Linked DNA regions of Mus musculus: regions 2 and 3 are each linked to region 1. Evidence: chromatin loops called from intact Hi-C (ENCODE). Cell type or tissue: heart. All regions are shown on one strand.

The links. Hi-C counts contacts between places; a loop is a spot of excess contacts. Peaks named below come from ENCODE experiments on the same cell type or tissue, not always from the same donor. Only the 100,000 strongest peaks of a DNase experiment are listed, where the experiment ranks them.
Region 2: it touches region 1 in a loop (25-fold over the local background); 16 of 42 quality-filtered maps call a loop at or near these places.
Region 3: a loop joins it to region 1, with 2.3 times the contacts of the local background. A loop is called at or near these places in 3 of 42 quality-filtered maps.

Annotation. Positions count from the first base shown.
Region 1 is chr8:18,563,404-18,565,903 of GRCm38, reverse strand. No RefSeq gene overlaps it. Among named protein-coding and RNA genes, the nearest start is that of Gm35740, 19 kb to the right of the region's middle. In heart, no CTCF peak of the experiment used is centred here; a DNase peak (open chromatin) is centred at 1,083; H3K27me3 peaks cover 779 bases.
Region 2 is chr8:17,572,817-17,575,316 of GRCm38, reverse strand. Gm39137 (a long non-coding RNA gene) reads right to left here. Exons shown (of 3, transcript XR_870169.1): 3 at 902-1,158. Among named protein-coding and RNA genes, the nearest start is that of Gm39137, 12 kb to the right of the region's middle. In heart, a CTCF peak has its summit at 1,061 (motif pointing left); no DNase peak of the experiment used is centred here.
Region 3 is chr8:18,464,010-18,466,509 of GRCm38, reverse strand. No RefSeq gene overlaps it. Among named protein-coding and RNA genes, the nearest start is that of Gm24469, 47 kb to the left of the region's middle. In heart, no CTCF peak of the experiment used is centred here; no DNase peak of the experiment used is centred here.

The DNA of each region.
Region 1 (2,500 bases):
AACTCCAGATCCTCTACCTCCTGAAGGCTGAGATTACGGCTGTGTGTCATAATGCCTGTTTTATGAGGTGCTTGGGATAGAACCAGGGTCTTCATTCATGCTAAGCAAACCCAGACACTAACAGCTACACCCTCAGTCCTTGACTACGTGTTCTCAATATTGATCACCCAGCCTGGTGACTTTCAGGCCACCAAGCTGTTGGGAACACACAGAAGTGATTAGAGTCTCGTGCTGGCGCAAGACGAGTATGCCTACAAGCTCCCTTGACAGTCTAGAAACGGGGCAATAATAACAGGGGAGACTCGGAGCAAGCAGAATTTAAATGAGACTGTTGGTACCGCCACTGGTGTCCTCTGTAGAACCGAGACAGGGAAATAACTTAAAGATGTAATTTATAGCCTAAAGGAACCAGGAGGCTGAAGACTTAAGTAAAAAGAATCTCAGTGACAAGTGGATTAGCTTTACAAAGAGTCCCTCAACATCTGTCATGTTTTAAAAATTATCCCATCCATGTAACTTGGTAGGATACCAGGAAACATCTAGCTCGAGAAAGGATTAATGGAAAAACGTTTTCTTCGTAAAGTCTATACAGTTAACATTTTCTAAAAATTCATTAAGAGATAAGTAATAGAGGGGCAATTAATCCCGGAACTATCTCCTATTAATTTGTAAAATAATTCAATTAGGGCAGGTGAGTCATAGATCAGTATGCACATCCCCCGGTATAATTCCAAAAAATTAATTTATCCCTGAAATACATCGTCTTTAGGTAAAACGTGCCTGGTCTTGCATCAGCCCCCAGATATTGCAAAAGTTTAGAAAAGTCCGTGTGAAATTGTACAAGACATTTAACTATTATTAATGAGAAATTTGCGGTTTTGAGTATATATTTTGTCTATATATTTAGCGATTATGTATTTACGGTTTAACTATATATTTATTATCTTCTTCACAGAAACCCAACATAAGGGACGGTCTGTGTGCACACAAGATGTGTGCATGACTAGAGCCCTTACGAAGACCAGGACGAGTCGGCAGTTCTGAACCTGGCCACTAGGTGGCGCTGCTATGCTTTGGAAATGGCAAAGCCAAAGCCATGTGCCAACCGCACGGGAGTGCAAGGGGAAGCTGCGCTGCAGCCAGTGTCTGCAGGTGCCTGTGACACAGAACTGTAGCATAGAAGTATGAGAACACAAACTGGACCAGGCATTAAGTGAGCCTGAGCGGGGCAAGAAAACACCGAATCACGAAGTTAGAAAATGCAGACGGTCAGAAGGATAGTACCTTGGCATTACTCTTTCCATGCAGCATTTTAGAAAGGCAGCGTGGATGCTACCCCAGAGCTAGGAAACCCCAGGATACTTGCCTTAGCCTGTTTGCTCTCATGCCTCGACTTTATTTTGGTCGTTCCGATTCCCCACAGCTTCGCGTTGAGTTCTGGGTTTTGTGGAAGCTCATGCATATACTTTCACGAGTTCTGTAAGCGTCCGTTTAATTTTGAACGCTGCTGTCTTACTACCGCCACGGGGCAGGTAGCAGCCTTGCTGAGGCTGCTTTCTTAGCAGGCAAGAGCCATGGTACAATTCCCTGGAATAAAGATCCAGGTCTAGCCTCTTGGGTTTTATGAGGAGGGTGAAAGCAAGCAAGCAAGCAAGCAAGCAAGCAAGCAAGCAAGCAAGCAAAGAAACAAAGAAACAAGAAACAAACAAAACCCAAGGTGTATTTACCAACATTCAGAGCCGGGATCAGAAGCAGATGAGCCTTTCCTAACTACACGACTGGATTTACGTTCCTAGCAACAATAGCTCTTAATTGGATCATGAATTCTTTTAGGAAAGGTTGTCTCCCCAGCTCTTTAAACAAGGCAGATGACAGAGTTAGGTGGAAAAGAATATATTACCATTAATATCTCTGAGAAAAGAAAAATACATTGAAGAAGGCTTAAAACTCTTTTGCTTTTATTTTTCCCTTTTAATGTACTAAAGTAATATATTAAATATATCTTTCTCTAATGAGGCTTAAACGGTCTCTTTCAAGAATTGCTTATAGGTGGCAAGTGTGTTTTAGATAGGAGGAATTTTTTTTTCCCTCGTGCAGTGTTACAGTTTATTGTTAATGACATTTAAAATCATCTTAAGCAGAGAGAGAGAGCACTTGTAACAAGTTGATTCTCATGAAGACAGCAGCTTTAATGTAAGACCGAGAGCAATTTTCCTGGTGCTTAATCTCTAGCGTTTAGTGTTCCAACCCGTGAGGGAAGGATAGTGTCTTTCTCTGGAGGAAATGAGCTATGGGACTCGGCATAGTTCTGAGCATATGGTGTACTACCATGCAGTGTTACTGCCTCAGTGATCATTAGACGCTCCTGACAGACCACCAGAAGTCACCATGCCTTCTGAAGAGGTCTAGCTCTTGCTTCACAGTGTGTACCTAGCTGTCATACTAAAAAAAGTCTTGTTATTTTTGCTCTGGGGAAACGGCCTAGTGTTTAAAGTGCTTA
Region 2 (2,500 bases), 990 kb after region 1:
TTTTAATTATTATTTTGAAATGTTTAATAATCCTAGTGCAGGTTTTACTTTCCAGAATGCACCAGACAGCGACACGCATCTGATCGCTAGGTCTGCTTGCAGTATGAACATTCTAATTTCTAAATGTGTGCTGATTTCGGTAAATTCTCCAGCTGGAACTTAAACTCTGCACCCTGCTAAACTCAACAGGGTAACTTTCAAGGGGTCTTGCTATATCCATTGGAATTGTTTTTAAACTCTTGCCGCACTGGCAGTGGGGACGCAGGCTTCGTCTTACTCCCCAGTCAGTGAACCATTTGCATCCAAACTACAGCTATAGACTGTAATGTGCTGTTCTTGGAAGGTTGTTTCTAAACCTATTCCCTCCCACGAAAATGCGACTTTGCTTCAAACAAAACAAAACAAAACAACAAGAAAACAAACAAAAACACGTTTCCAACTTTTTCCACAAGCGATACATTTGGCATTAAGAATTCTGCAAGCCCAGTCGGAGCATGTCAGTAACAAACCGGAAACACATCTCCTCCCTGACTGGAGAGCAGAGATTATCCATGCTGTTAAGGGTGAGTTTGATTGTTTTAGTTCTCTGCGATGGTGCTTCTTCACACCTATTCTCGGTTTTCAGGATTATATTGGTATAGCCGAGGCACCTAGCCCACACACACCCTTTACAGTTGCTAATGACTTTCTCTGTGTCCAGGAAATGTACAGGATGTAATATGGGGCTCGAGACAAAGGCTAACACGGTAACTTGAGTACATAACTGCAGCAAACACAGCCGCATAGAATATGTAACAATGTTGGAAACTGTTTTTCAATTTCTTCATTCTCATCTCTCTGGTCTTGCATCCGGTGCAGCAAACTCAGAACACCCAAGCATCGGCTTTTTATATTTCTAAACATTTCTGTGTGCTTGCCGTATTGTTTGAACCAAAACCAACCAAATGCATCGCAGCCTTCCACCTTCTCTACCTGGAAAGGTGTTTTATCTCCTTCCAAGTTTCCAGACTCCAAAGAGGCCTTGAGGCCGGAAGCAGTTCGGTGCTCTGCGCCCCCTCCTGGCAGCCATTTATATTGCAGCCTGAGCTCTTGAAGGCTCTAGCCTGTTTGTACATAGCTAGATTTCAGGTAACATCTTGCACAGTTAGGATTTCGTTCCTTTAAAAAACAACAACAACAAAAATAATAGGTCGACGTTGTGATTGGTTTTCATAGATTTTGAGTCGATTTAATGTTTAAGTAGAGTGTGAAATCAGAAGTGTCAAAATAGTGACCACGGAATAGGTAAAACATGTTATTAGCAGTTACATTTTGCCTGCTCTGTGTTTAGAGATGTGTTCATGTGGTGAGAAGTGTAATGACATGGTGTCTGGTGTTTTCTTCAAGATATACCAAAAGCAAGAGCACATTAAAGGTGTAAACCAAATATACCCAATAAAATTTAAATTTTGAATCTTAATTTTCTAACCAAGATCCAGACAAATAGACATGAGTCCTTTCTCTCTGTGCTTCTGTAAATATCTGTTTTCTTTCCGAAATGACATTTGGACGTCTCACTCTGCCCTGCCATTAGAAAGTTAAAGCAGAATCGTTCCTGTGTATCTTTGGGGATAGAGACGGGAATGAGGCCCTCACTAAAGGTGCCAGCAGAAAGTAGGGGATAGCCTCCAATTCAGGAAGACTTGGGTAAGGTCTTGGATAAAGACCCAGGGCACTGGCTGCACTGTCTCCACCCTGGTTCACATCTGGGATCAGAGGAGAGAAATCTGGCTTCTGGCGAAGGTGAAGGATATCTCTCCCTTGAGGGGGGTTGGTACAGCCAGTTAGAGATAGAAGCAAGACCAGAGGGAAAGAAAAGAAGCCCCCAGGCCCCAAGATTCAGGTGGGGTCTGTGCCTCCTGTTCACTCTGGGCTGGGGGCGTATACATTGTTTCTATGATGAACTTTGTGGAATTGAAACTTACATTGTGTTCATGTCCCTAAACCCCCAACAGCAAACAGCCCTCACCTGGTAGAGCAAGAGTACGGAATGAACGTGACTTCGTTCTACGTGAGGTTGAGATGAATCACCACTGAATAGTGTCAGCAAGAGTTCAGTGAGTAGCGCCAAAACAGCAACACACACAATCACATACACCTACAAACACAAACATGTGTGTATGTGCACAAACAAATATACAGAAATACACACATTAGCACCATAGAGATAATACACACATGCATACAGTATGAATCATATATATAGAATGTATTATACACACAGCAGGGATTATACACACTGTATTGGGATTATACATATATAGTGTATATTACATACAGTTATATGCATACATACACACAGGAGATCATATCTCAAAGCTTACTCTCTCTGAACTAAAACTTTCTAAGTTGAAGCTCATGAACAGTTCTTTTGTTTTTAGTAAGTTGTGCATGTTTCTGGTTTTGCCATATTAATCTGAAATCAGACCCCCTTACTCCTCTAAGCTACAGGGCTGGTTGG
Region 3 (2,500 bases), 99 kb after region 1:
TTCTTATAGGGATGTGTGAATGTTTCTGTCAGAATCTGCTGACAGGTAGAGAGTGATGATGGTGGTGGTGGTGGTGGTGGTAGTGTTGTTGTTCATGCTGGTACTTTACTTTGAAGTCCTTCAGTCCTTGGACTCTATATGAAAAAACACATCTTCACATGGACAGGGGCTGAGGGGCTAAATGGGAGAGTGTAATTTGAGTTGAATCCTCTGTCTAACACCTCCTCAATCCTTATTATTTTTTTCTTTATTGAAAATAGGTTTTTCCTTTTATACTGCATCCTTATTATAATTTCCCCCTCTTTCTCATTCCTCCCAGTTCCTTCGTACCTCTCCACCTCTCCAGTTCCACCCCATTTCTGTCTCTCAATATAAAGAACAGGCTTCTAAGAGATAACAACCAAACATGACTAAATAAAACATAATATGAAGTAAAAACTATCATATCGAAGTTGGACACAGTATCCCAACAGGAGAAAAAAGGTCCCAAGAGCAGGCTCAGGAGTCAGAGACCCACTTGTTCTTACAGTTAGAAGTCCCATAAAAGTACTAAGCTAATAGTTAGAGTATGCAGACCCATGTAGGCCCCGTGCTTGCTGTTTCAGTCTCTGTGAACTCAAATGCACCTAGTTTAGTGACAGCTCGGGTTGGAGAAGGTAAAGAACGAGGGGAACACTCCTCCATTGTGGTGGGGGGTACAGATTTGTACAGCCACTATGGAAATCAATGTGGTGGTTTCTCAGAGAGGGAGAAGGAGAGGGAGAGGGAGAGGGAGAGGGAGAGGGAGAGGGAGAGGGAGAGGGAGAGGGAGAGGGAGAGGGAGAGGGAGAGGGAGAGGGAGAATAAATTGGAGGTCTCCATCAAATCCCTCCTCTCAGAGCTCAGAGAATCCCAAGAGGAGGAGGAAGTGGAAAGGTGGGAGAGCCAGTGAGAGTAGAGGACACCAGGAGAATCAGGCTCTCGGAACCCTGGTAAGCAGGCTCAATCCTTGTTCTTCAACCCCATAACTGTCCTTTATTGAGGTTTCATAGAAAACATTGAACTTTGAATTCACTTTCTGAAAATGCTGAAGTTTCACAGCCTGCTATTTAGCATAACTTAAAAAAATCACTCCTGCCATTTACATCTCATCCACTTCCCAGTTACCCCTCCACAACCCCATCCCACCTGCCCTCTCCCCCCTCCCATTCGCCTCGATGAGGGTGATCCTCCTGCCCTCTCCCCCCTCCCATTCACCTCGATGAGGGTGATCCTCCCTCTATTCACCCACTCCTGCCCCACCGCTCCAGCATCCCCCTACACTGGGGCATCAAACCTTCACAGGACCAAGGGCCTCCCCTCCCAGTGATGTCAGACAAGTCCATCCTCTGCTACATATATATTTGGAGCCATGGATCCTTCCCTGTACACTCCTTTGTTGGTCTAGTCCCTGGGAACACTGGGTGGTCTGCCCAGTCAACATTGTTCTTCCTATGGGATTGCAGTCCCCCTCTGCTTCTCCAGTTTTTCTGCCAGCTCCCTCACTGGGGTCCCCAAACCCAGTCTGATGGTTGGCTGCAAGCATCCGCATCTGCATTGCTGGTAGAATCTCCCAGGAACAGTCATACCAGGCTCCTGTTAGCAAGCACCGCTTGGCAACAGTGTTGAGGCTTAGTGTCTGCACACAGGATGGATTCCAGGTGGGGTGGTCCTGAGATGATCTTTCCTTCAGTCGCTGCTCCATTTTTTGTCCCTGTCTTTCCTTTGGACAGGAAGATTTTTGGGTTAACACCTTAGAGCTGAGAGGGTGGCCCCATCCTTTGACTGGGGGCTGATAGCACAGCTGTTTAAAGATGTATTCTTAGAAGTCACAGGGAAGCTCTTTCCCCCTTATGTAAGACACAATCCCTTCTCAGCCTCCCATGCATAGGCCCAACTGTTCCTCCATATTCTCTTACCATTAATGCTCCTGGTAAGTATAACTGCCAAACTTTAAAAGAACACTCAGCAGTCACCTGCATCTACAGTTTATGAAGCTCTTAAAGCAATACGTGTGGACAGCCCCTTTCTGATAGCCTCACAAGGGACCAGTGCATTACTTTCTCAAAGGCCTTTCTGCTCTTAGCATTCATTTCAGTAACAACAAAGCCTTTTGCTTCTATGGTGGGATGTGGTCCCCCAAAGTTGGAATTCTTTCCTGTTCTTTTGATCAGTGGGATCATAGTGACAAGCGATTGTGTGTGTGTGTGTGTGTGTGTGTGTGTGTGTGTGGTTTAAAAGAGATATTCCTGCATACATGTATGTCAGCAGAGATATTTACTTTAGAAGCAGGGGGAAATAAATTCAAAATATAGCTTATGCTGAGCTGTGATGGGATGAGTATAATCACATCAATTCATTCTTTTACCATGCTGATACTTGGTACTGATTATTAGTAGTGTGGATTATTAAAATGTCCCATTAATATAAGGAGTCTAATTTTTTAGGTGACTAAACTATTGTAAAGAGTTAAAATGTACCG